Regions from separate parts of the Mus musculus genome. Here region 1 is linked to region 2. The links are chromatin loops, found by intact Hi-C in ENCODE. Cell type or tissue: heart. All regions are shown on one strand. Links, peaks and the distances in the headings refer to the core of each region. The heading gives the core; the rest is flanking DNA.

Region 1 (13,141 bases), core at 186-8,185, 190 kb before region 2:
AATACTTTGCAGAATCCAGCTCTGTTGGAGTGAACCCATTTCTCATCCACCCCTCCTCTGGTGCATTGGTCACTGCATCTCCCCTGGATCGAGAAAATGTTCCAACGTTCATCTTAACTGTCACGGCATCAGATCAGGCCGTGAATGTGACAGATCGGCGATGGAGGACCCTGGTAGCAGAAGTGGTGATTTTGGATGTGAATGACCACAGCCCCACCTTTGTGTCCTATCCCATCACCTATGTGAGAGAGGATGCTGAAGTAGGTGCTGTGGTGCACCGCATAACTGCCCAGGATCCAGATGCAGAGATGAATGGAGAAGTAGCTTACAGCATCCTCTCAGGAAATGAGGACATGGTCTTCGTGCTAGACAGCTCCTCAGGTACAGTGCTTCAGTTATTATTGTATTTTGCTAAATGTCTTGTTATGCTTTGTTTGAAAAAAGCTCTCCTATATCTCAGGATGAGTTCAAAGTCACAATGTAGCTGAGGATGGCACCGAATTCCTGATCTGCCCGTCTCTGCTTCCTGAGTAATTGGATTGCATGTGGATGCCACTATGCTCAGCTTTGTAGAAAGAAAATTTAACACTCCTAACATGTTTTTACTTCCAGAATATATTATTCTTCACTGTGAACTCAGTGCTGTGCAACAGAGCTCTAAAGGTCACACTGTTTACTTAATCTAATCCATTTTTTCCCTCACTTCCTCCTCTATGCATCCAGACAAACACCATTCCTCTTGGTAACCCTATACATTTGATCATTTTAGATAGCTTAGATAAATGGAATCACGCAGTGTTTGTCTTTGTATGGCTAGCTTATTTCAGTCAGCACAATGTCTTCCAAGTCCAGACATGCCATCACACATGACGAAATTCCCTCAGGAGTTTAAGGACCATTGCTTGCATGTACCATATTTTCTGTCGCCACTCTTCTGCTGATAGACTTTTGACATTGTCACTGCCTCCCAGAGACCCTCATCTCTAGTCTCTTGCATAAATATCCAGAAATGATGTTACTGGGGTGTATGGTCCTTTAATTATAATTAAAAGCATCTTAAAACTTCTGTAACTTCTCTGGAAAGACAGGGCTTTATGATTATTTAACTAATTTTGAAAATATTTTTGAGGAATTATCACAATGTTTTCCGATAGTGTGCGAGAGTTTGGACTTCTCTGTTTCCCTACCAACTCTTCTTTATTGTTTATTGCTCTATAATAATGCTACTATGGTAGTTGTTATGTGACAGATTCTTCCTAGAGAGATGTGACACACACACATTTGTACACACATATACTCACACTCACTCACACTCATACACATGCATTCACACACACACACATGCACATATGCTCACACTCATCATGCACACCAAACACACACATGCAAACACACACACACACACAAACACACACACACACACACACACACACACAGAGAGAGAGAGAGAGAGAGAGACAGAGAGAGAGAGAGAGAGACAGAGAGAGAGAGAGAAAGCACAGACATTCTATTGAACAGTTTGTTGATAACTGCTTTGTAGGTAGCTCATATCTCATGGTCCAAGGGTTCAGGAACAACCACTGTGAGTCTTTGAAGTAGTGAATGCTGCTAGAAATACAGCAAAGTGGCCATATGCCAAATCAAGATCATTATGCAAGGGTTCTAGTGTGCAAATGTGCCCTTGGATTGTGTAAGCCAACATCGATCAGTAACTGAAAATTACATACAGGTTTTAATGGCTGAATTATTTTGCTCATCAGTAACATTGTTTTTTACATCAGTTGTAGCATTTTAATTTTTACATCAGCATTTACTAGGGTCACTCACTCTGTACAAATGTCACTCACTGCCAGTTCAGAGGTCTTGCTGTCACTGTGTTGTCAGATGCCACCCACTATGCTTGTTTTAAAATGTGATGTGATAAAAGGGTATACAAAAATCTCAACCCCGTGAATTTGGAAATGAACTTCTCTTTATGTAATTTTTCAGGATGTTTAAGAAACTTATGGATTACGATATAATTGTCTGTAAAATAGTGATTTCAACATGAACTTAAGGCAGGAGGATCTCAGATGTAAACTATTTGGCCAGCTGTGAAGAACATTATTTGGAATGAGAATCAATGTGTCAGATTTGGAAGCTGTGAGCATAGTTGGCTCTACTCTGTTGGGAAATTTTATCAGAACATTTCTCAGATCCTGACATATGGTTCCCTTCTGAGGCTCACATGAACACCACCTAAGTGCCCAGCTGACAAGAGATTCTCCAGACACAGGCTCATGGTCTTTGCAAGCTCTCCTCAGAGCTGATTTAATGCTACTTTAAATGCTTTCCAAGATGCCCAAGGAAGGTCTGTTTCAGCCTCTTAAAAAGGAAGAATAAACTTGAATTGTGTCTTAGTAATGCTGGCCTCATGAATCTTGAGCTATTACAATGGCTATTTCTCTTGAGGTATTTTTCAAAGACAAAATGATAATTGAAGAATGTATCCATATGAGATGGGAGTTTTTTCCTCTTACAAGACTCATGTTTCTAATAAAAATAAATGGCATAGTGAGTTTTCCTACAGCCTCAATGTATATAATGATGAGTAATTATTAAACAACTATTTTCAAGGTCCTTCTCAATATTTAATTATTTGAAGAAAATATTAGGGAGTCAATCATCCTAAAAGAAATACACAACAGTTATTATTTTATGATGGCTGTCTGTGTAAAACACTGTACACACACGGAGTTGTGTGGTTCAACAGTAGGATAGAAAAGTGGCTTTTTGTGAAGTTTATTGTCTGTGTTGCAAAACATTTTATTTGCCCTTTATTGTTAATAAAGCAAGTGGCAAGTAACCAAGAGTCAGTATAAGAGATGCCAACTCCTTAACAGAAATCAAATGTCTGAACAATGGAGTCATATACACATTTTAATAACTTGTTTGCTTCTAAGTGTGTCATGCATCATAGACTATATGTTATTAGTATCATAGATGCTTTTGAAGGTGAGGGAAATGTTCTGTAGACTAACGACTTTGCTGTAGGCCTCTCAGGTATAGGCTAGACTTTTAAATTTGTCATTTGTCTTTACAACTCAATTTGACTTTCTGACTAAGAACATTAACTTTCTGTTGTAGATAATATATGAATATGAAGTTGGCTCAATAAATGTCTTTCTCTTTTTTTATGATTCACTCACTTTCAAAGAGAACTGAGTTTTCAATTGAGTAAAGCGATGTAAGCTGTGGTAGAGTAAGCAAGCAGTCTTAAGATGACATCCATAGCTCACTGTGTCTTCTCTTTCAAAGCAGGCTTGCTGAGGATAGCCTGCCCTTTGGATTATGAAGTGAAAACTCAGCATATCCTGACCCTCGTGGCCCATGATGGTGGCATGCCAGCACGCTCTTCATCCCAGACTCTGACAATCACTGTCCTTGATGTAAATGATGAGACACCAGCATTTAAGCAACTTCTGTATGAAACTTCAGTTAAAGAAAACCAAAGTCCAGGGGTGTTTGTTACAAGGGTTGAAGCTGAAGACACGGATTCAGGTAATCTGAAAAATAGGTAGTAGATGCTATTAAAAAAAAAGCATGTAAGAGTTATATAGTTAATATAAAATAGTACTCATGGGAGAGAGTAGCCTATGAGAGACATAGATAACACAGTAGGAAAATGGCTGCCAGGGAGCCGAGTAACCTGGGTTGGCTTTCTGGAACCCATGATAGAAGATAAATGATTCTGGAGTGTTCTTTTTAGACTTCCACACATGTGCTATACCGCATGTGTACTGTGCATGTACTTACCCATAAACACTAACAGTAAACAAATTAAGAAAAATAATAGCTATGGGGAAACAGAGTTACCACTTACCTCAAATATCAAGTATTTTCAAAGCATACATGAAACGAAAAGCTGTAGCTGGTGCTTGTTTTTGTCTAGCATCTGTTTGTGTTGATCCTTATTATTATCTGGAGTGGCACCTGCCTAATAAACACATAACTTATTGATTTTCACGAGGATGCAGCAAGCAGAGGTACCCACGTGGCCACATTTATCTCAGCACACTGGATGCACTGAGCGTGAGAAGTGTAGTGCTTCTTCATCTCCTCAGTGCTTCTTCATCTCCTCAGTGCTTCTTCATCTCTTCAGTGCTTCTTCATCTCCTCAGTGCTTCTTCACCTCCCCAGTGCTTCTTCATCTCCCCAGTGCTTCTTCATCTCCCCAGTGCTTCTTCATCTCCCCAGTGCTTCTTCATCTCCCCAGTGCTTCTTCATCTCCTCAGTGCTTCTTCATCTCCTCAGTGCTTCTTCATCTCCCCAGTGCTTCTTCATCTCCTCAGTGCTTCTTCATCTCCTCAGTGCAGGACAGGCTCGCTCCAAGGGCTCATGAGCTCACGTCACACAGCCCAAGTTTGAATCTCAGAATTATCTCTCCCTAAAGCTGTGCAACTTGGAAGAAGTTACTAACCAACCTCTCTGTTCTTCTTGTCTGTAAAATGGAGACAATTGTGGTGCTTAATATGTCGTCCTGTTAGAAGTATGAAGGCATGACTGTGTGGAAAGAAAGACTGTATGAATATCTGGCACAGTCAATAGCAATGTCAACTACCATTTTTAGTTTTACAATGAACACAGAATAGAGACACAAAAATCTAAAATGGGCAGTTACGGTGGCAGGGAATTCATGAGTGTCTCCGACTTGCTCTTGAACAGCGCTGAGGCTCTTTGGATGTCTAAGGCACAGTAGATTTAATGACATTCCGTTTTTATTTTAAACTAAATCGTGATAAAATTGACAGCTCGGTGTTTCAGGTTTTGCTATTAACAGCACTTTCTGAGTTTTCCCATCAGAATTATTGCAAACCATCTAATTAACCAGTCTTTAAAACTTACATTTGTAAAATTTGCACTTACGTTTCCACAACCCCGAGAGGGCTCTCAGTGGTGTTTCTCCCATAAATGTTGATCAGAAGAGTAAACGATAGATTTCTTTAGCTTTCAAACTAAGTTCTAAATTGCTCAGCTGCTCTGATCTCTTGGGAAACACCACTGTGCATCGATGAGCCTTTGATGTGAATTTGTCTAACATGTTTAGGGACGCTTTTCAAGGGCTAACGTAATTTTCCCTCTTTGACCAGAGAGGGGCAGTGTGATCAAAGACTTTTCCTCGGACATGGACAGAACAGAGCATGCTCACAGCTGCTCTCGGTCCCTGCTTAGAAGTTAGCGCTTTTCCATCCCTGTTTGCTTTTGGGTGACAGGAACAATGGGGAACACACTCAAGCTGCCCGTTTCACAGTGGTCCTAGTTCAGCAATGTTCTCGTCCATGGTTGCTGCTGTAACCATCAGCAGGAGCCTCCGAAGGATCGCGTAGGCTGAAGACACTGCTGATGAGCAGCTTAGCAGCCTGCAATCTTTTTTTCCCCCTTGGCCACACTTCGTTAATTTTATTGCCTGTACAGGATTCTACTATATACAGGCATTTCTTTTTCTTTTATATTTGAAAAGATGAAAAAAAATTTCTACCCCCCTCTCTGAAAGTATTAACAAGACTGCCATATGCAAATCTGTCTACTTTTTCTTTCTTCCTTCCTTCCTTCCTTCCTTCCTTCCTTCCTTCCTTCCTTCCTTCCTTCCTTCCTTCCTTTCTTTCTTTCTTTCTTTCTCTCTCTCTCGTTCTTTCTTTCTTTCTTTCTTTCTTTCTTTCTTTCTTTCCTTCTTTCTTTCTTTTTCCTTCCTTCCTTCCTTCCTCCCTCCCTCCCTCCCTCCCTCGCCCCCCTCTCTTTTTCTTTTTTCTTTCTTTGCTGTGTAGTTACTTTCTTTTGAGTTGAAACCTTATCATTATAGACATCAAAAATACAACTGAAAATTCAGATGTACAGTTATTACTTTTGCAGCTTTACACTTGTGGATGTTTAAAGTACAACTTAACATCCCCCCCAAACTTCATCTCATCTTACATGTCTTGGAGATGGTTTGGATTACTGAAAGATTTTTGTTTTCTTTTTTTATCAAATTGATAAAAATTTTAAAAATATTTTTGGAGAATTTCATACAAGTACTGTATTTACTGTGTTTTTAATGAAGCCAGATCTGTTAAGCGATTAAGCAGGTGTTTTTGTAAATACATATGAGTGTGTGTGTGTGTGTGTGTGTGTGTGTATTTGAATATATTTCTTCTGGATCTTTTTTCTTTTTGTGTTTTTCCCCTTTCCTTTTCTTTTTCTTCTTTTTGCACTTAGTGGGTTAAAAGAATGGAACAGGATTATGCATGAGAATTAAATGACGTACTTGGGATTTTAACATAACTGGCATCGGGTTGGAATTTATGAATGGTTTACTTTATAGTATGTATTAAAGAAATACTATAGTGTTACTTAATACCAGAGAGCTGAGCATATGTGTTCTGGCATTCTAGAATGCAGATTTTTGAAACGTAACCACTCAGTGCTGTTTGGCATTCGAAGTCCAAAGGGATTTGAATGTTTATATTGTGTGACTCACTCTAAATCTAGCAGGATTTTTTTCTTGTATTAAAAGGAGAAAAAAAAAACAACTACTAGATTTTAACTGAGGTATTAAAATTTTCCCAGTATTTGGTTCCATAACAAGAGCTCCATTGTTAGTGCATAGAGCTGACTGTGGCTGCCTCTGGCTCCCCGGAGGAAGAGGCACCTCGCAGGGCAGATGGCTTTGGGGTTATGGCACTTGCTCAGTAGTGGTGAAATGTGACACCTTAGCAAAACAGTGCATTGGTCAGTAAGATGGGAGTTTCTATTCTGTGCAAATGTCCTCTGTACCCAGTGCCATCCTGAAGAAACTACATATGGTCTCCAGACAGGACTTTCTCTTTGTGCAAGGTACTGCAGTACCCTGACAGGAATTTCTCTGTGTGTGAGGTACAGCTGTGCCCTTCAAACCCAGTCTTGGAGTCAGGGGAAAGCACAGTACTTCCCTGACTCTAATTCGGACACCACTTCTCATGATATGCATCTAACATCAGATATGTAAAATGTAGGAGAAAAGTTTTAGAACAAAAGGCAGACATTAAGTAGGAATTCCTCGCCTCTCCGACTCTGGAGTACTCCGTGTTCTCCTCATAAGAGCCATTGTGTACACTTTTCAAGAGAAGTCGTACACACGCCCATTAAATCAAGAGGCTAAATTATCTTTATTATCATTGTTATCACTATCTGGGCATGAAACCAGGGGTTGGCACATCTTAGGCAAGTGGTCTATCATGAGCTTCATCCCCATCCCTAGATACTAAAATATTCAAATATATGGCAGTTTTAAATATCTTCTCTCAATAGCAGACAATAGGGCTGACTATTAAGTTTTTATTGTCAACTTCTTGATCATGGTATCGCTCCTGCTGGGCAAGCATAATGTCACTTTCTTTATGAAGATGTATTTCCTCTGGCCATCTACTGCTGCAGATATCCACCGATTGCTCACAGGAACTCTGCTGTAGTTGCTCATCAGTCTGCTTTCTGAATCTTTACCAACAGCCCTTGCTGGTTTTAGGTTCAGTCCAGCCCAGCGGTGCATTAGAAAGCTATAGGATCCTGGCGCCACCCAGTCTTATTTGTTCTCTTCCTGATTCCAGAAACTTTCAATTTAGGCCATTGGGAATGTAAGATCTTGAACTTCTCAATCTGAGGCCGTTGCTAGAGGAAACAACGTAACATGCTTTGTATAGGGTTAGTCTACTTCTGCTAACATCTTACTAATGTCCTGTTGACCTTTTGTTGGTGTTTGGTTGACCCACACTATGTCGATTTTTCTCTATATGGATTCCAACTATAAATGCACTTAGAGAAAGGGGGAAATGTGTAAGGACCAGTCATTATCTCACACTGAGATTGTCTTTGTTAAAACTTTGGTCTAAACTCGGACTTTGTTGTATTTGTTGACTATCTCCCTTCTACACTATAGACCCGGATTTAGTATATTTTGCTTTCTTTTAGCCCAGATTCTTGTGGTAGCCAGACATACAATGTAAGCACTCAATGGAGAAAGCAAGGCTCACGAGTCATAAATGGCTTCAGGTTGTTTGAAATATATGAATTTACTTATTTATTTACCTCCTCCCCAACAATAAGTGAAGCACGTCCTCTTTTGGCTTTAGAAATGTCTGAGGGTGTGGGCATTGGAAAATAGAATAATATGTATTATTCCTAGTAGACAGAAAGTGTTAATAAGTCTTCACAATCCAATGTTATATTCTGCTGCGAGTCATAGGTCTTTCTCTTGTAGTTTAAATTGGTTTTATATATATTTCCAAGGTGTGTGTCAATATGGATTCTTATCTCCCTATAACCTACATTTCCATCTTGGTGCCCACCACACTGCAGGCTCTGGCTGTGGGTGTCAGTGGACTTTTTCATTCCTTTGTCTCTGTTGTGTATCTGCCGTTCAATGCAGGTCAAGTCTTCAAGAACATTGATCTTGAGGGCTATCATAGTAGATTGGCAATCTTCTGTGAATCAAGCTGCCAAGTTTAAAACTTCAACTTGTCATTTGCTTTCTGTAAATTATACTGACATTTGGTTCCCTAACCACTTTGAGACTTTTAATGATCACTTCTTCACAGTCCAACCCAAGTGGTTGGTTATCTGTTTTATCACACAAGTGATGATTTACTGGTATTCTCTCTCTCCTGTGACAAGACACTGGCACTCTATTCCAGGACAAAGAGGCCAGATCCCACACTATGCAGGACCTTCTCCTTGTGACAAATGTTCTTGCCAGTTATGTTCTGCCAACAATATTAGATGCTGCAATAATTTTGCTGGACAGCTGCATGAGCAAGGACACAAGTATGAAGGTTGGGGTGAGGGGAGAGAGAGAGAGAGAGAGAGAGCTGAGGCTGGAAGCATCTACCACTTAGATTCAAAATGAGAAGTTTTGAAACTCAGAGGACTGACAATAAGAGGAGGGACAGTGTAGAATCTGGAATTAAAGGGACAGAATTCTGCAGAATCTGCAATGTTAAATGGACAGAATAGCATTGCTATACAATATGTAATTAGAAAAAAGTCCAATCTGCCCCTCTTTAAAAATACTTATTATTTATTTATTTTATTTTGTTATGGATATTTTGCCTGTTGTATATATATTTGTGATCTGTGCACAATGCCCATGAAGGCCAGAAGAGGGCATTTGGTTGAACTGAAGATATAGATGGTTGTGAGTGGCTATGAACTGAACCAGGTCTATAGCAAGAACAGCATATGCTCTTATCTGCTGAGCCATATTCCTAGCCCTTACCGCTTTGGACTTTCAGCCTCCTTCCAGTGTCCCTTTGTGACAAGTCTTTGAAGATAAGAAGTCACTGGGCAAAAAAAAAAAAAAAAAAAAAAAAAAAAAAAAGTCACTGGGCAAAGGAGAGCTATAGTCTTAGACTCTATTGTCATAGGTCAGGGCATGCAAGCATAGGTTTAGATTTGAGAGACAGTAGTTTAAGCACTGTTTTAAAAAACAGTGAGGGACGAGCCAAAAGGAAATGGTAACTCCTGAGTCTGCAAGCAAATATGTTCAGAGAGCAGAAAAGAAGTAAGGGGGGGCAGGAATATAGCAAGGGTGAGCTGTGAGGTGAGAAGAATTGAAGGTATAACAGGGTCTATGTTGTGAGAGAATCTGTAGATGCTGGTGAAGTGTATGGATTTTATGTATCTTTCTTTCCTCTTACTGGTTAATTCCTGCTCATCTTCATGGTTCTACAGAGGGCTTAGCCAAACATATCATATCATATCATATCATATCATATCATATCATATCATATCATATCATGTAGAACTGTGCTTGCATGACTACTTGTCTGTCCTGAGTACTGTACTATGAGCCTTGTGGGGAGACAGACTTCGTGGTCGTCATAGCACTACATTTTAATCACCTGCTCATTCCCTTAGAATGCTGCATGCTTAACTGATCGAAACAATGAACATACTATCTATCTATTCTCTGAATCTACTTCCTCCTGGAGTCTATCCCATCACTCTTTATAACTCAGATTTATTGTATATTCCACACAAAGGAGCTATGCAGACCAAAATAGTTGTCTTAACAATATTTTTCCAGGTCTGGCAATAAATGTGCGTGGATAATTGAGCATGGGGTGGTGGGGGGGAGGAGAAATGAGAGGAGAGATGAAGGATAAGAGGAATGAATGAGTGAATGAATGATAGAAGGAAGGGAGGGAGGACAGGAGGAAGAAAGGGAGGAAAAGAATTAACTAAACAAATAATTGAAGCTCAAAAAAGGTACTGATGTCACCTGGAGTCAGTGATTAGGAAAAATTAGATGAATGCGTATGCAGTTCTACCTCTATCCATTAGAGTAAGATGCTAATTAAACTATGGCAAGAATAAGCCATTTTCATCTCACTCTGGAAACAAGGAGACGAATATGACACAGAGAAACAACTAGGGGCTTTATCTCAATCATAGCATGTCTGCCTAGCATTTGTGAGACCCTGCATTCCATACTGAGCACCAAAACAAATAAATAACTGGAAAAATTATTTTTTCTTTTACTCCTCTTCCTATGTGTTTTTCTTCTCCTTTCTTGTTCCTTTATGTCTTTTTAGATATCAGTCAGGAATTGATAATATCATGGAGAAGCTAAAATAGGTAAAAACTGAAGATAGCCACTAGGTTTTAAAACCAGAAAAGCATCACTCACAGTAGAAACCATAGCTGGGGGTGACAGTGGTTTGACCTGGGCTTCAGAGAATGGGCAACATCCTTAAAGGAAATTTGGCAATATTGAAAAGGACTTAATCCCTATAGTTTAAGAAGATAGAAAAAATATAGAAGGAAGATTAGAAGCTTCAAGAAAATTCCAAGCCAGAACAATCGAAGAATCACTTCTGCCATTAAGATGGTTAGGAACACCCTTCCGCTCGACTCGAGACTCGAGCCCCGGGCTACCTTGCCAGCAGAGTCTTGCCCAACACCCGCAAGGGCCCACACAGGACTCCCCACGGGACCCTAAGACCTCCGGTGAGTGGAACACAGCGCCTGCCCCAATCCAATCGCGCGGAACTTGAGACTGCGGTACATAGGGAAGCAGGCTACCCGGGCCTGATCTGGGGCACAAGTCCCTTCCGCTCGACTTGAGACTCGAGCCCCGGGCTACCTTGCCAGCAGTGTCTTGCCCAACACCCGCAAGGGCCCACACGGGACTCCCCACGGGACCCTGAGACCTCTGGTGAGTGGAACACAGCGCCTGCCCCAATCCAATCTCGCGGAACTTGAGACTGCAGTACATAGGGAAGCAGGCTACCCGGGCTTGATCTGGGGCACAAACTCCTTCCACTCCACTCGAGCCCCGGGCTACCTTGCCAGCTGAGTCGCCTGACACCCGCAAGGGCCCACACAGGATTCCACACGTGATCCTAAGACCTCTAGTGAGTGGAACACAACTTCTGCCAGGAGTCTGGTTCGAACACCAGATATCTGGGTACCTGCCTTGCAAGAAGAGAGCTTGCCTGCAGAGAATACTCTGCCCACTGAAACTAAGGAGAGTGCTACCCTCCAGGTCTGCTCATAGAGGCTAACAGAGTCACCTGAAGAACAAGCTCTTAACAGTGACAACTAAAACAGCTAGCTTCAGAGATTACCAGATGGCGAAAGGCAAACGTAAGAATCCTACTAACAGAAATCAAGACCACTCACCATCATCAGAACGCAGCACTCCCACCCCACCTAGTCCTGGGCACCCCAACACAACCGAAAATCTAGACCCAGATTTAAAAACATTTCTCATGATGATGATGGAGGACATCAAGAAGGACTTTCATAAGTCACTTAAAGAATTACAGGAGAGCACTGCTAAAGAGTTACAGGCCCTTAAAGAAAAGCAGGAAAACACAGCCAAACAGGTAGAAATCATTAAAGAAAAACAGGAAAACACATCCAAACAGGTTATGGAAATGAACAAAACCATACTAGAACTAAAAGGGGAAGTAGACACAATAAAGAAAACCCAAAGCGAGGCAACGCTGGAGATAGAAACCCTAGGAAAGAGATCTGGAACCATAGATGCGAGCATCAGCAACAGAATACAAGAAATGGAAGAGAGAATCTCAGGTGCAGAAGATTCCATAGAGAACATCGACACAACAGTCAAAGAAAATACAAAATGCAAAAGGATCCTAACTCAAAACATCCAGGTAATCCAGGACACAATGAGAAGACCAAACCTACGGATAATAGGAATTGATGAGAATGAAGATTTTCAACTTAAAGGGCCAGCTAATATCTTCAACAAAATAATAGAAGAAAACTTCCCAAACATAAAAAAAGAGATGCCCATGATCATACAAGAAGCCTACAGAACTCCAAATAGACTGGACCAGAAAAGAAATTCCTCCCGACACATAATAATCAGAACAACAAATGCACTAAATAAAGATAGAATATTAAAAGCAGTAAGGGAGAAAGGTCAAGTAACATATAAAGGAAGGCCTATCAGAATTACACCAGACTTTTCACCAGAGACTATGAAAGCCAGAAGAGCCTGGACAGATGTTATACAGACACTAAGAGAACACAAATGCCAGCCCAGGCTACTATACCCGGCCAAACTCTCAATTACCATAGATGGAGAAACCAAAGTATTCCACGACAAAACCAAATTCACACAATATCTTTCCATGAATCCAGCCCTTCAAAGGATAATAACAGAAAAGAAGCAATACAAGGACGGAAATCACGCCCTAGAACAACTAAGAAAGTAATCATTCAACAAACCAAAAAGAAGACAGCCACAAGAACAGAATGCCAACTCTCACAACAAAAATAATAGGAAGCAACAATTACTTTTCCTTAATATCTCTTAATATCAATGGACTCAATTCCCCAATAAAAAGACATAGACTAACAGACTGGCTACACAAACAGGACCCAACATTCTGCTGCTTACAGGAAACCCATCTCAGGGAAAAAGACAGACACTACCTCAGAGTGAAAGGCTGGAAAACAATTTTCCAAGCAAATGGACTGAAGAAACAAGCTGGAGTAGCCATTTTAATATCGGATAAAATCGACTTCCAACCCAAAGTTATCAAAAAAGACAAGGAGGGACACTTCATACTCATCAAAGGTAAAATCCTCCAAGAGGAACTCTCAATTCTGAATATCT
Region 2 (16,902 bases), core at 5,372-13,371:
ACCTCCATATAATCAGTCACAAATCAGACCTCAACAAATGTAAGAAGATTGAAACCCATGCATTCTATCAGGTCACTACGGATTAAGGCTGATCTTCAATAGGAACAAAAACAACAGAACGCTCACATACACATGGAAGCTGAACAATGCCTTACTCAGTGGTAACTTGGTCAATGAAGAAATTAAAGACTTTTTAGTATTCAATGAAAATGAAGGCACAACATACCCAAACTTATGGGACACAATGAAAGCAGTGCTAAGAGGAAAATGTATAGCTCTGAGTGCCTCCAAAAAGAAACTGGAGAGAGCACACACTAGCAGCTTGACAGCACACCTGAAAGGCCTGGAACAAAAAGAAGCAAATACACCAAGCAGAGTAGATGGCAGAAAATATTCAAACTTGGGGCTGAAATCAACCAAGAAGAAACAAAAAGAACTATACAAAGAATCAACCAAACCAGGAGCTTTTTTTTTTTTTTTTTTTTTTTTGAGGAAATCAACAAGATAGATAAACCCTTAGCCAGAGTATCCAGAGGGCACAGAGACAGAATCCTAATTAACAAGGTTAGAAATGAGTAGGGAGATATAACAACAGAAACTGAGGAAATTCAAAAAATCATCAGATTCTACTACAAAAGCCTATACTCAATACAACTGGAAAATATGAATGAAATGAATAATTTTCTGGACAGATACCAAAAACCAAACTTAAATCAGGATCAGATAAACCATCTAAACAGTCCCAAAACCCCTAAAGAAATGGGGGCAGTCATTAAAAGTCTCCCAGCCAAAAAAAGCCCAGGACCAGATGGTTTTAGTGCAGAATTCTTTCAGACCTTCAAAGAAGACCTAATACCAATACTGTTCAAACTATTCCCAAAATAGAAACAGAAGGAACACTACACAATTCGTTCTATGGAGCCACAATTACACTGATACCTAAACATCACAAAGACACAATAAAGAAAGAGAACTTCAGACCAATCTTCCTTATGAATATTAATGCAAAAATACTCAATAAAATTCCTTTAAAAAATATCCAAACCTTCTTTTTTAGCATATATGATGCTAGAAAACTATAGATTGTCCCACACAAGCACTTGTACTTAAGATTTATACAATTTTACAATTCTGTTCCCTTGAATCAGAGAGTTTAATAAAGAGAATAAAGAGATCATTTTGATGAAAACCAAACTCATCACAGGAATTCACTTTATTATTCCCTTTTTAATACCATACATACCATTTTAAAAATTGTCTAACAATATAGGAAAACTCTTATAATATGACAAACATGATAGGTATATATGTATATATGTGCACAAGCACATGTATGCTCATTAGCTTATTAGAAACAGAACCTTGCCTAAATTAAAAATTAAATGAATGCTCTTAATTTTGTTTTCATTATGACCAATTTTGTTTTATGCTTTTTCTTCACAATTCTCTGTAGTTTTCATAAGTACTAAAATAGATCTCTTTTGTCCCCCAAATATATGTTTAGGGTAGGAGGCCATGGCAGACAAGGAGCAAGGGGAATGTGGCGGTGTGGAGAGGGCAGGATAACCTGGGAGCAGATGAACTCTCCCCAGCTGTTGGTAGCAGGCTGTGTCCTGCTCTCAGTTACTCCATGTTGTGGAAAGCAGTGTTTTATTTACTTTTTTCCTAGACTGTATGCTGACCAAGCAGAACCTTTTTTTATAAGGGTCTTTGCACTCCATTTTGAGGATGGAGGGTAACTCCATACCTTGCTGTGCACATAATCAGCAACAACTCTCCAGCATCATGCATGAGCACAGACTGATAGTAGCTCATTCCCCAAAGCAAAGGGTGACACCTATCCATTTATCAAAGCAAATTAGGACCACATGAACAACATTAAAATCATATCAAGAATGCCAGGCACATAGCAGACTGAGGAACAACCTTAGGCGAACCCTAAAAGGAGGTGCATACCAAAAGCTGCAATGATGGTAGCCCCCACTGACTTGTCACCTGAGTCCTGGAGTGTGTCAAGGGACTAGCATGCAGAAACTCCTGCTACCCCAGTGTCTTCAGCTCAGTTTGTTCCATTACTAATGCTGCCCTCCTTGGGTACTTTATCCCCTCCGTGGTCCCACACCTCTTCTGGCAGCTCAATTTGACCATCAGGCCCACCTAACCCAGCAGCTTGGTTCTGCAGTTTTGAAACAATTTGCTTGTCTAACTCTAGCAGAGATTTTCTTTGAGGTTCTATCACGTTCTGCCCTCTTTCATTTCTCTTTGGACTCCTTCACTTGGCCATGGCCTCTTCAACCCTTGAGCAATTCTGTTAGGTGCACACATACATGCACAGGAGTGGGCAAGCGTGCACACACATACATTTACATGTGTATGATTTATATTACTATTCAACGTGTAGTGTGTAACCTAAGAGTTAACATTAATTAGTAGCTAAGATTCGAATAAAACAACCCATTTTTGCCAATTGTGTCTGTGATATGATATGGAGTCTCGCCAGCAAGGACACACACACAGGACACACACGGGTTCTTCTGCAGCATAGCTTTAATGCATCTCAAGAGAAAGATCATTAGCTTCTGGGGGAGGAGGCCCAGAACACAGGAAACTCGGTCCTTTTATAACCCACAAAGAGCGGTTGGAGACGTGTCAGCTCCTGATTAGCTGCTCACCATTAGCCCAGATAACGTCATGGGACAGGCAGGGCACAAGGCATGGAAAAATACCCTAGCACATGCGCAGACTACTTGTTTACCAGTTAGAACACCGGATATCAGCGCCATCTTGTAATGGTGATTGCAAGGGCGGCTCCTCACAGCCAATAGTTAACTATGAAGGGGAATTGACTCAGAAAATTTCAGCCAGACACCAAGGTAGCTTGTGAGCACTATTAGTCAAGAAATTCTGGTGTTTTGCGGAGATAAACAAGTATGTCCATCTGTTTCTGCCATTGTGTGCTTCCTTCTTTTACTCCCTCCCATCAGTGAGATTCACTTCTTCTAGTCAACAGTGAGTGAGTCCCTAGAGGTCAGAACTTGCAGGTACCTGGATCATGAGCACATAGGCCAGATGTTTCGTAGACATGTGACTTACTCTCTGATTCGTTAGACATTACCTGTTAAAAAGTCTAACAATCAGAATGCCAGGGGCGGCTGGGCAGTGTTGGCGCACCCCTTTAATCCCAACACTTGGGAGGGCAGGCAGATTTCTGAGTTTGAGGCCAGCCTGGTCTACAGAGTAAAATCCAGGACAGCCAGAGAAATACAGAGAAACCCTGTCTCGAAAAAACCAAAACCAAAACCAAACCAAACCAAACCAAACCAAATCAAAAAGAATGCCAGGGGCTCTGGATTCTGCTGTGGAGTGTTGCCATTTCCCCTTATGCTAAATAGGATGAAGAGAAAGGTTCCATTCTACAGAAGAAAGGCATGGGCTAGATTAGCCAACAGGTGTAGCCACATAAGGAGAGGGTTTCCTGCTCTAAATATCCTGCTTCCTAGTGTTTTACAGTTATAACTCCATTTCTTAGGGTCTCAATTCTTGTAACAACCCCCTGTTAAAATGCAAATGCCAAGGGCCTTGTCAGCAGACACCTTGGCTATTAGCTCATAGTCAAGCTGACAGCCAGTGCTGCTTGTTGGAAATCAGTTCCCAGGGAGGTAAAGAAATAGTGGCAGTGGCGAGGCAGATTGAGGGCAGCTGCAGGTCTCTGTGATGACTAGGATCAGACTGTCACAGAGTTTCCAAACCTGAAGCTGGTGTGGAAGCGCAGGTGAGGAACCCTAGTTGGCACTGGACACTGGGATCAGTTGGCAGGGAGCTCAAGGCAGGGCTCAGTGTCTCAGTCTGCTGGTCAAAGTGAAGGTCTGGCTTATAGTAGATGGGTGCACTCATTGGTCTCAGCGCCCAGCCTTCCAAGCAACGTTGCCTTCAAGTTCAGTCTTGTTATTGGGATCTCACTCTGCACTCCCTGCTGCCTACCCCTTATGTTCTTGGGTGAGACATACACAGTTGTGTGAGGCATGGACAGTTTATTACAAAGTTCTTAGAGGAGGAAAGTGGACAGTTGCTGTCTGATGCAGACAACTTCCTGAAGGGGGTCTTCCTGCGCAGGTGATTGGCAGGCCATTCGGATTTAGCTTTCAGAGAAAGGAACATGTCCTTATTCTTTACCAGGAAGCTTTCAGAAGCATAGAGATCTTATGTGGTTTAGATACTTTCCTGTAAATAATTCTTCAAGCTGTTCCAAACTCTTTGTTTCTACTCAGGAATGGAGATGTGGCAGATCCCGTTTCTTCTGACCAGGTATCAGAGACCTGCCATTTTCAATCTTGATTTTACAAGCTGGTCATTCGGAGAGAGGGGTCTCCCTCAGTGGCCTCCACACTTGCTATATCTAATTAGAAACCTGACTGTCCTTTGTACATAAGATTGAGATTATAAAATTGATTAAGATATTTTCATTATTGTTCATCTTTAAAACTAATATAGCTTCTGAGGTTTTGAGTCCTAACCATGTCCCTAATTATTAAATTAAAAAGTTAGGAGCTTGGTGCTGGGAAGACAGCTCAATTAGTGAAGTATCTACCCCATAGGTACAAAGACCTAAATTCAGTCCCACTAGAGAAAGTATCCGAGGAGCTAAAGAGATCTGCAACCCTGTAGGTGCAACAACATTATGAACTAACCAGTACCCCGGAGCTCTTGACTCTAGCTCTATATGTATCAAAAGATGCCTAGTCGGCCATCACTGGAAAGAGAGGCTCATTGGACACGCAAACTTTATATGCCCCAGTACAGGGGAACGCCAGGGCCAAAAAGGGGGAGTGGGTGGGTAGGGGAGTGGGGGTGGGTGGGTATGGGGGACTTTTGGGATAGCATTGGAAATGTAATTGAGGAAAATACGTAATAAAAAATATTTAAATAAAAAAAAAGAAAATTTGGGTGTGGTGTCATGTAATTCCAGGACAGAGGAAGTGCAAGCAGGTAGAACCCTGATAATTTGCTGACCAGCCATTCTAGCTGACCTAAGGAGTTATATTGTTTCAAAAGGCAAGGTGGAGAGTGCTCCTGCAAAGTAACAAGTGAGGTTAACCCCTGGCCTACACACACACACACAAACACACACACACACACACACACACACACACACACACACACACACACACACACACACAGACGGACTCCTCCACCGGTCATCATTTAAGCCACACATTAATTATTCCTACCTTTCATGTCTCCAGCTACTCCAGAGGCTGAGAATGAAGAAAGCAAGACCAAGGTGCACCTGGGCTACAAAGTGAACTCAGGGCAACTTAATGAGCTCTTGTCTCAAACTGAAAGAGTGAGATAGGGGTATGGCTTCACACATGGGAGGTCCTGGGTCTAATCCCTTAGAACTGTCAAGAATGGAAAATGTCCTTTGGAGTTTGAGATGTAGCTTTGTGGTCAAGCATGAGGCCCAGGGTTAGACCCAACACCACAGAAGTAAAAATAAATGAATCTAAACCTCCACTTCTTGAGGATTTCAGAAACTGTTTCCTAAAAGTCTTGCTGTTGGTCTATGGAATGCTCCAGCAAGAGAAAGATGCTGAATCTCCCTGTTTATGTGCGTAATCGCCATTACCACGTGGGAGTTAAATGGCATTCTGAATTGAGCAAGATTGCCTGAACAGATTTCAAATATTTGGGGTTCAAAAAAAAAAGTGTGCTGCCAAAATATTTGTTTCCTTCTCCATTTTTTCTTAAACCTATGTTTATTTCAAGGAGCATTCAAGCCATGTGTTTGTAATGCACTTAGATTCAGTTCACCAAAATGCTACTTCTCCATCAGTTCTTTGGTATTCTGGTAACCCACAGGCCCTTTAACTTTGAACCAGGTGTACAGTGGTCAACCAAATCACAGCAGTGTCTAGAGTGACCCATACTCAGTCCATTTCCACAGTGTATAAAGAAAGGACACCCAAGGCCCAGCATGATACACCCATAACCTGTCAGCCAATTAGAAGTCAGGAAAGCCCTTGACATTTTAGCACTCTAGTCAAAACTGTTAAAGTAGAAAGTTTGGGTGAAACAATCCTGGTGGGTCTGTATGTTACATTGGTCAGCATCTTTGTCCATATTGAAACAGGCACTTAGGAGCTGATATTGTTGAAAAGCATAGACTCTTTCCTCAGGACTACACGATGACTAAAAGAGTGAGCAAAGCCTAGTTTCTCTGCTACACATCCTGTCAGAAAAGATGAGGCCTTGTCTTCCATTTTCCTCTTGAGATGCTAGAAGCATTCATGTTCTCCCCACAGGACAGAGCATGGATAATACAATGAAATTGTCTATGAAAGCAATGCTGCACTGGAGCAGACCTGAGCATCTTGATCAAACTAGATTAATCCCCTCCAGCTATTTATTTCTTCAGACTGTCTTATGGAAGCAGATGAGGATCACCCAGAGCACACACTCGCCAGATGGCTGAGTTGTGCACCCTTGTCTTCTGCCCCAGTTCTTCTACCTAAGTCCAAGGTTCATGTTAGTATCATGAGGACAGAGCAGACTCACTGAGCCACTTCTATGGTCCTCTTCTCAGTGGAAGACAGTTTGCTGGGATGGCCACAGTCCATCTAGACTTTCACCAGAAAAACCTGGCTGCAAACACTGAAGCTGCAACTAGTCTGTCCCTGTAGACAGACTGCAACCTACTCTACTAACCAGTAGCTGAAGTGGCCAGCTATCCAGACTAGGTTCAGATAAGATAGACAGGAGCTCTGGCCAACTGGAAGTCTCTACTTCACATCTGATTTTATACACCACACCCTTTCCTCCAGCTATAAATATAACCTGCCCATCCTTGAGTGACATCCTTTAAACTTTCTGGTCCATGTGGTTATCTAATTCACAAATCATCTTGCTCAATTAAGCTGCTAAGCTACAGTGTAAAGTCTACCAACTGAACAGCATTGGCCTGTTATGAACTCACCTCTGCCATTGCAAATATTGAGAATGAGTATTAAATATCAATACCAAGACTTGAGGTGGCTATTCAGTAAGAGGTTCTTGTTGTCTCTAATTTTGTAAGGCAGATGGTGACAGCATGGTGTGGCCCCAATCTCTAGAGAAGTTAGTACAGATCTTGTGAATCAAATGTCTTAGCAAATTGCAAGATATGTTCAAGGTATATCCATGACTCACCATCTATAAGTTTTTCTCTGGATCTATTTACCCACTGGATATGACTAATTCTAGAAGGTCTGGGATGCAGAAGCTATTGTAAGAAGCATGCTAGGTATTACTTGACTAGCACAAGGCACACTTTGCAATACAAATATTTCTTTGGCCTGATTCTCATGGTTTTTCATTATATTGGGCTAAACTCCCAATCAACATTGTCTCATTTAATTGTCCCTGAAATCTGAGAATACTCTTATTCGTCCCCACTTCATAGATGAACAAATGGAGGTGCAGAAAAATGTGACTTAAGCTGTGTAGCAGAGTATGTGCTAGACCTGAGACCTACTATATTATTCTGTGGGAGCGCCCAGGCCAGAGCCATTGGCACTGTCACAGCAAAGACATGGACAGCATCTCTTTAATAGAGACAGACCAGTGGAAAGGTGATGCTTGCATAGGGTTACAGACACAGAGGTGGGGCATTCGTGAGTATCAGGAGTTAGTTACTAAACCACAGCATGAGGAGAGACTTGGGATCAATTGGCCTAACTTCAATCAACACTATCAGGCAAAACAATATGTTCCACTTTCTCAAAATGTGAGTCACAGGCTGAACACAATAACCAGATGTGGTCTAGCCAGTGTTGACGGCTGGCCTGCCTGTCCTCCTCTTTCAAACTCTCTATTGCAAAGCCCTAGTTTTACTATTTTCCAAAGTCACTCATTATGTGGCTACCCTCTTGGGCTAATCCCCATGCTGAGCTTTCAGTTGACAAATATGCTCTTATCTCGCTTACGTGTCAGCCCATGTCTTCAGTGTATTCACATCAGCTGGGTCCAGATTGGCCTCTCCATGTCCTCAGCCACCTAATGGGATGCTGCTCTCATAGCAAAGGATCTGTTTGCCATCAGTCTCACTGGTCTTTCTCTCGTGTAGGCAGGAGATAGCTTTTCTTCCATGCCATGAGCTTGCATGATGTCTCTCTGTGCTAACCATTATTGCCCCTGTAGTAAGAAGCTTCCATGACCAAGGTTGGGAGAAGCGCATATCTGTGGAAACAAGTAAACATAGATATTTAGAAGGCAGTTTGACAACATGGCATTTAGGAAACAAGTCTTTAATCTCAGCACTCAGAAGGCAGAGGTAAATGGGTCTCTGAGTTCCAGGCCAGCCTGGTCTATAGGAAGAATTCTAAGACGTTTATGGCTGTACAAAAACCCTGTTTCAGAAAACAAACAAACAAAATACAAAATACAAAAGAAAACAGTATCACTATAACTTCTCCCCTACGGTCTATGACTTCTCGAGATTTTGACCACACTTACAGTACCAGGTCCTTTAGGTAGATGGTGGGTGCATTTATCAAAGCAGTAGGTTAGAAGGTAGTATGAAGAGAGTGATTCAAACTTTGTACTTATGTTTCCCTAGGTGGTATGATGCAGCTTCTTCCATGAATCATGTGCAGTGGGTCAAGTCTCCTTTACAATGATCCAGACCCCAGATGTACTCCACAAATACTGTAAAACTGTCTTTACCTTCTTACATTTGATTGGCAAACTCTCATGATTGATTATATCAATTAATCTTTGCAACAAATGAAGAGAAAGCAGCTTACAGAGAGCAGGAGCACCATGCATGAGATGCCTGAGCATACAGATGTTTAGTGGATCTGACCTTTTCCTTTTACCCATTTAGCCTGGCTTTAAGAACTACAGTGATACATGTTTGCCATCTATAGGTCGGATGGGAGCGTGCTGTATTTATCTTACTGTCAAGCAACCAAGAAGAAGCAGGAAGAAGTAAATCATCACGTGTGAGCTGAGATTTCCAAACTTAGAACGATAACCTTAAGTGTGTTTATCATTGATAGAAAACGGCTCAGCCATTTGTTAAATTCATCTGGTGGTTTTAGAATCCAGTTGCCATTGTTCTGAGAAATCTCTCTCCTGTGCAGTATATGAGGGCCTAGACAAGAGACAGACAGTTCTGTTTTCACTCTGCTTGCATTCCTCTTATTTTGAACTGTCTTTCACAGATGTGTGCAGCTGTCACTGTCATTAAAATTCACATATTTTTATTTCTCTAAAGGAAGCTCAAGCTTATCAGTACCAATAGTCTCATCCAGTTCCCTCTTGACTTCCCCCTTGCATCGTCCTCGCCAACCACAAATGGACTTCCTTTGACATGGATTTTTATATTCTAGATAGTTCTTATTAATGGGATTGAGCAGTGTGTGTGGGATTTTGGTGGGCATGGAGGGGACTGGCTTCTTTCACTTAGCGCAATATTTTCAAGATGCATTCATATCGTACATTCACTAGTGCTTCAGTCCTTTACGTGTCAGAGTAATTTAGCACAGAAAGGACATAGCACACTTTCTTTATCTATTAATCAGCTTAGAGTGGTCTTCAATTTCACAGCACTATTGCAAATACTCCCATAAATCAGTCCTGTGCACAATTATAAGGAGATGGATGTTTTATTTCTCTTTGGCATATACTTAGTAATAGACCATGTGGCAATTCTTTTTAACACTATAAGTAACTGCTAAATGATTTCCAAAGTCGATTTAACATGATATATTCCTGTCACCTAACTTATGATGGTTTTATATCTATAATTTCTGATTGTGTTTACTACTGTCTTGTCTACATCTGATTTAGGGTGTGTAAGGTAGTACATAATTATAGTTTGATTTGTGTTCATGTAGTCAGTAATGGTATTAGACATTTATCTGTGTTTACCAATCATACGTTTTGTTACTGACTTCTATAGAATAAAGAAATTCACATATATGACATTGATTGCAAAAGGTCACAAGTTGGAGGATTTGAGAGTTTTGAAAATTTTTGTACTTGCTGCTTTATTTTATTTATCATTTCTGAGACACACTCAAAAGCAAAGAGGGAGGAAGGTAACTTGGGTTCCAGAAATTGTTGCTTTCCTTCGGATACTTGGGAACTCCCCTGAACTCAGACCTCTTAGAACTGTTGGATCCTCTTAGATCATCATCACAGTTTCAAAGTCTCTGTTCACACCATGTTGACACATGTGACATGGATTTAAACCCATATATTATTGGTATTAAGTTAGGCTGAAAAGAGTCCTTGTTTCTTCTAGACTTAGATGAGTTGTCTGAAAGATCCCTTCGGGTCAGAAACACTGAAGGAAAGAGAAAGTCTTTCTTGTTTTTGTGCTTTATGAAAAAGAAAGCTCACACTAAACTTTTAATAAAATACAGAAAGCAAAGAACCTTTCTTGTGTTTATTTTTTCCTTTTCTAGCTTTTATTTATTTATTTATTTTACTAATTTACTTTACATCTCACTCACTGCCCACCTCCCAGTCACTTTCTTGCCTTTAAGCACAACACTAAATGCTAGAGAGACATTCTTCCTGCCCCAGGACCATAAATCCAGTTACCCAGAAGCACCATTCCTGCAGCAGTACTGGAAGCTGCCTGTTCCCAGCTACTTCCAGTCCTTTTTCACCTGTGGATGGAATCTCTGGACTGTCTCAACTGTGGTTCACCTAACACCCCCCCCCCCATAATACACTCACATAATACACTCTTTATCTCATATGACTGGATGTAATGACAATTTGGGGATTTTGGTTTCTTTAAAAAAAAAAAACACAGAAATATTATAACAATGTGTTCAGCTTTAATCCCTTAATCCCAGATATGGGGCTATAGGACTGCTTCACAGCAGCTGACAGTGATTTGCCTAATGCTCTAGCATGGGAAGGATTTTGCTAGCTGCAGATAGTTTCTGTGATTGTGTGACATTTGGAATTCTGGGGACTTTTCAGAGGGAGCAAAAATGCTAGGGTCCTGAAAGGTGGGGTAGGTTGTTGTTTGGTTGACTGTTGGTTGTTGTTAATTGCTGTACATCATGGTTTGATTAGTAGTTGCGCACAAAGAAGAAACAACAAGAAGGAATCCTGAAGAAGGATATCCTGAAAAGAAAAACCAAACTTGCCCCCAAGGAACTCTAATCAACAGAAAATATTCTAATATAATGTCACCCACTTTCTGGCCCCTGATTTTGTGTAGAGATCTTTCCTTTCCCCTGTGGGTTCTTTTTTTTTTTCCTACCTAGTTTTAGGGGGTTGAAAGGGTAGGGAAAGGGGGTGGAGAAGTGTGGAAGAAAGAACCCACACAGTAGCCAAAGACAGCTACAACTGGATGCTTTCTTCAGGGTTCCTGGGATGGTACTTGAGATTTCTTTGAAGAGACTGCAAGTGAGGTTAAAAAGCAAATCCATGAAAGCTCTGTCCTCTGGCTACACTGTCCCATCTTGATCGGTGTTGAGGGGTCTTTATTGAAAATCAAGTTTGCTCTGCAAATTAGGAGTAAAATGTTGTTTTCTATTATGGGATGGCTGTCTGGAGCCTCTCCCAGCTCTTGTCTTCCAACCCTCCCAAGCTGGCCATCTCATACAGCCTACCCTGCTGGCTGTCTCATGCTATGCTACTGCATGCCAGGAGTCTGCAGGGCTCCATCAGACCTTGAATTGTAAGAAGGGGCTTTCTGGGCCTTAGCTCTGCCAGTTGGGTCCCTGCCTGAGGGTCTTCTCTTCTACCCAAGGTCCTCCAGTAACTTTCCACTTCATGTATAGCCAATAAGGTACCCTGGGTTCTGCCCACACAGTTCTGAAGTCCCTGTAGCTGGGTCCTCATTGTCTTCCTTCACTTGCACTAATTTTCAAGATGTTTCTCTCTCACACTTGCTGTGGTTTGAATGTGCTTTCAAAAGATCATCCTTTAGAAACGTATTCCCCAAATCATTGCAATCAGAAGGGACACCTTATAAGAGAAGACTGGGTTCGAAGTGGAGAACAGAATGGATGAACAGAACAAGTTATTGTTATTACCATGGAGGTAGGTTAATGATCTCCTGAATATGCTTGTTAAAAACAGCTAAGGTGCTGGAAAGAAATCTCAGTGGATAAAACTGCTTCCTGTGCAACTGTGGGGACCTGTGTTTGAATTCCCAGAACCCATGTAAAATACACAAGTATGGAGCAGGCATCTGTAAACATAAGCTCCTGCAGAAGATGGAAGGTGAAGACAGGCAAAGGCCCAGAATCCTTTGGGCAGCTAGCCTGGGGTACAGAGAAGAAACTCGACAGGGACCTTTATCTCAAACAAGATAGAAAACAAAGATTGATACCTGCAATTGTCCTCTGATCTTCACACTCATATGATGGCACCATTGTGCCCACATTAACACACTCACACACACACTCACACACACACTCACACAGTGTTTATAGAATTGACTCCAGCCCATTTTCACTTGCTTGTCCTTGCTCACCCATAGCTCTTCCACCATGAAGGACCCTGGCCAGATGCCTTCATCTTGATTTCTACACTTTGATGTCTAGAACTGTGAGAAATACGTGTCTTTCCTTTTAAATGAAAACTCCTTTGGTCATCTGGGATTGCAACATTCTCTCCAAGGGTTAGTTTTAACCTAATTTTGGCAACTGACAAGCTTGCCAAAAAAGTACCCGATGTCAGATGGCACTTGAAATGATGGCAGTGTTGGCTTGCATATTCAACCCTGCGGAATAGAGCAATGAACAACTCAGACAGATGCTGACCTTCAACACTTCCACTGTAACAGCAGAAGAAACTACAACCTAACAATAAACAGTAACCATACACAAACTGTATGGACTTATGGGGAAATACAATTAAGAAATGGCCAGCAGGGCAGGCTGTATGTTAACGTTCTAAAAAAGAACCAGGCTGAGAAGTAACTTCATAAAGAGATTTGACTGAAGATGATACAGAGGGCTTTTGTGATATTCAGGCTAGGGTGAAGAGGCAGTCTGAGTGTATAGAAATGAAGAGGGGCCAGGCAGGATACAGGGTCTGGCTTTTACCTCTGGACATTGGAAAGACCTTGGGTTTGGTGGGCTTAGCATGATCTGTTCTCTGGCTTCTGTGGGAAGTACTCAGATTAGGACTCTAAGAGAAAATGAAGGAAGATGATGGTATTGGCAAGGTCAATGGCTGCTTGGCAAGGAAACCTACAGCCAAGGCCCTGAATATGGGCAAACTGCAATGTTAGTGTGAATACTGAGCCTTTAGAGCTTGCTAATGAACTAGGTGTAAGGAACAATACTGCCACGGGTGGTCTAATGACCTCTGAGTGCTGGGGACACCTTGACTAAGTTTCACTGTGGAATCCTGAGTCAGAGCCAGTTACTTCAGATGAGTTTATTTCCCTACCACCCTGATCCAGTTAATACTGTGCTGGGATTAACTTTAAATGGGGGAGGGAGCACTACAAAGAGAAGGCAGCTAGGAGGATTAGGAGTGCACTTACTAGAAGTTCCCACATTAGTGAGCCTCCTCAAGTCTGTCAGTCCCCAAAGGCAGCTTAGTGGTTCCTTCCCTGAGCCTGTGAGCAGTGTCACAGAGAGCCAGACACCCCTGTGATGAAAAGGTCAGGGTCAGTTGAAGGATGGCTACAAGCATTGAAACCAGGGAGCTCTCTGTTATTCCCATGCAGGGAGTTGGCCTTAAGCCTCCAAGCCACAGTGAGGGACTAGGGGGCCCAGGACTAGCCCCGCCCTACAGAATCACAGTGTTCACATAGCAGTGTTCCCTGCAAACATTAAAGACTTGGGCATAACCATAGAAAATCGGAGAAAGAAAAGCATGGACAAGCAAGCCTAAGTCTCACCCTAGAGAACTTCCTGCAATGGCAGGACAGGTAAATATATTTACCAAATACATTCCTTTGACCTACTGGGACTCCTAGAACCGGGGCAACAGATTTCTTCTAGACATGTATTTTTTCTCTAGTTTTTCCTTGACTCTTTTACCTCTTTCCTGGGAAGCCTCTAAGTCTTACCCATCTCTGAGATGTTTCTCTTATTGTTATTTTATATCCTACTAATGCTTGACTGTCTTTTCACAGAAGTCTACCAAACCTCTCCATTGCCCCAGTTTGCCCGATCCACCTCAGGATGCCTCCCAGCCCTTCCCAGTCCTCAACCACCACATAGCCAACCTTGACTGGTCACACTCAAAGGTGAAGTTGGGCTATTTTAACAGGGTTTATTATTGTTAATGTAAGGTGTGTCTCAAGCTGTGTTCATTTCTCACTCTTCGGATAACGTAGTAGCTCACAACAAAGTGACAGTAAAATTGTTATCTAGTGAAGGCCTGCTTCCATCTTTATACCAAGACATTCCTGATGTCCTCAAATGGCAGAAAAGGCAAGGGATTCCTCTGGAGTCTCTTTTTAAATTGGCACTCATTTCACTGTACATACATACAGTCTATGCTCTATGTTGCAGAGAGAAAGGAAATCTGTTGTAAATTGTTTCTAAAGACAGAGGGAGAAATATGTGTGAGAAATAGAAGACCATGCATTTCAGATAAATATGCAAGATTATTTTCATGTTTTAAACTGTCTAAAAATGAAACAATCTTTATTACTAGTAAGTACATCTCATTTTTCATTATCCAAGTAATTGTCAAACCAGAATAGCACCACTGGGACAAATAAAAACAGCGGCCAGGGAAGGAGGACAGCTCATCCTGGCAAAGAGCAGGGATCTAGAGAAGAGTCCTGAAAGCCACAGTCACAGCAGACACCAAGATCACTTGTGGGAGAGGTTAGGTACCCAGACTAGCTGGGAAATTAGAAGGGACATGAAATTGCTCAAGAGACTGGAACTCATAAGCAAGCATAGGAGGGCTAGAACATCCTGCTTGCAATATTTTTTTCATCACTTAATTTATTCATTCACTTTGCATCCTGATGGCTCCCCCTCCCTCCTCCCTATTCCCCCTCACAGCCCCTCCCCTTGCCATTTCCTGTTCCTCTGAGAGGGTAGAAGTCACCTAGGTATCCCTTACCCTGGCACATCAAGTCTCTGCAGGACTAGGTGCATCCTCTCCCACTATGGCCAGACAAAGCTGTCCAATGAGAGGAACAGATTCCACAGACCAGCAACTGCCTGAGAGACAGCTTCCACACCAGTTGTTGGGGGACCCACATGAAGCCCGAGCTGCACGTCTGCTGCCTATTTGTGGGGGCCTTGGTCCAATCCATGTATGCTCTTTGTTTGGTGGTTCAGTCTCTGAATGCCTCCAAGGGTCCAGGTGCCTGGTTGCAATATTAATGATGAGAGGAAGATGTCATTTGTTTAGACTGGAAAACAGAGTGTTGTGGTTCAGAAGTGTCAGCTAAAGGCTCAAGTGTTAACCCTTGTAACCACAGAGAATTGATAAACAGCCACAGAGGTGGTCAAGCCTTCAAGAGCTGGGCCCAGTGGAAGGAAGTTACCTAGTAGAGGTCAGGAAGCCAGTACCTTCCTTCAGCCACATTGACTGCTGTTCACTTTCTCAGACTTGACTGGGTTGTATTAACTATGTACTTGCTGTGTGCTTTGGTGATTAGGCTTTAGTGCCCAGTACTACAGGCTGAGGAATGCTGAAGCCTACATGAGGCAGAGGAATGAGGCCACACTATGTTTCAGACTTCCTGAAGACTGTCAAGAAACTGATTTGAATTTAGCAGAGAAAGCAGCTTTGGGAATTATCTAATAAAACCACGAGAGAACCACCTCCTGAAATTCTGACCTCCATAAGCCCAGTCTCTCTCTCTCCCTCTCCCTCCCTCTCCCTCTCCCTCTCTCTCTCTCTTTCATACACACACCCACACCCCCCACACCAACATTATACATACATACATACAATCAAGCATACACATCATATACATGAACTCACATGTACCCATTACAAAAACATATGCACACACATTCACACATCAACATCACATACAGACACACTTAAACATGCACATTACACACACACACAACCACACACACACACACACACACACACACAAAATCAGATTTCAACTCATGAGTTTATGTAATAAACAGTAGTAAAGCAGGGACTCTTTCACTAAAAGGGCTTCAGGTCATCCCGACCTCTCTGCCAGGTTTTATAGTGTGAGGAAGGTATGGTGACTTGCTGTCTAGGTCATCTTCTTCCAGGCAAAATGATAGCGTTTTAAAGGAAAGTCATCTTGTCTGAACCTATGTTGCTATTTCTATTCCAGAGGAAATGACACTCTTCCCTTACAGCACTCTTGCTTATGGTTCCAAATTTACCATATCCTGTCTCCTTGAGGTTGGCATTGCAGGGACTACTAATGACACAAAGGCAGGTGCGCATGCTTTCACATCTCCCTAGCACATGCCTCTCCACTCTGGGTCGAACGGTCACTGTATGACAAACATAACAGAGACTCACTGAGAAGACAATGTCACCACTTACTCTTCCCTCAATGGCAGAGGGCACTTACAATGTCTAACTAAATAAAGGCACATGAAATGCTATTATTTTATTAGTGTGAGAATAGAGATGAGGATGAATTATATTCATGCTTTAAAGATCATAAGTCGCTTTTTATAGAACTGTGTTCAAATTTATAATCACAAGCCTATGAAATAATTACCGTTCATTTTCTTTTTATAGGTCAGAGCAACACGCCTGAGAATAGAAATCTGACCCCAAAGCCAGGGCCCCTTTCTAGCTCAGGAACGTTCTGTAGGAGCATCCCTGGCCTTGGGCTGGCACTTAGAAATGACAAGATTCCAAATTAGCCCAGGCAGAATGGCTACCCTGCCAGGCATTGAGCAAGCGATGCCTGAACTTTCTATAATAAAGACTGCTGTGATTCTGTTATGTTATTATATGGCC

The links. Peaks named below come from ENCODE experiments on the same cell type or tissue, not always from the same donor. Only the 100,000 strongest peaks of a DNase experiment are listed, where the experiment ranks them.
Region 1: it touches region 2 in a loop (2.6-fold over the local background); 3 of 42 quality-filtered maps call a loop at or near these places.

The regions. Positions count from the first base shown.
Region 1 is chr3:83,281,904-83,295,044 of GRCm38, forward strand. It overlaps Dchs2 (dachsous cadherin related 2), which reads left to right. Exons shown (of 20, transcript NM_001357165.2): 9 at 1-381; 10 at 3,301-3,540. Among named protein-coding and RNA genes, the nearest start is that of Gm10710, 160 kb to the left of the region's middle. In heart, for the core only: a CTCF peak has its summit at 5,132; no DNase peak of the experiment used is centred there; H3K4me3 peaks cover 420 bases; H3K27ac peaks cover 220 bases; H3K27me3 peaks cover 351 bases.
Region 2 is chr3:83,466,763-83,483,664 of GRCm38, forward strand. No RefSeq gene overlaps it. Among named protein-coding and RNA genes, the nearest start is that of 1700028M03Rik, 99 kb to the right of the region's middle. In heart, for the core only: a CTCF peak has its summit at 8,910; no DNase peak of the experiment used is centred there.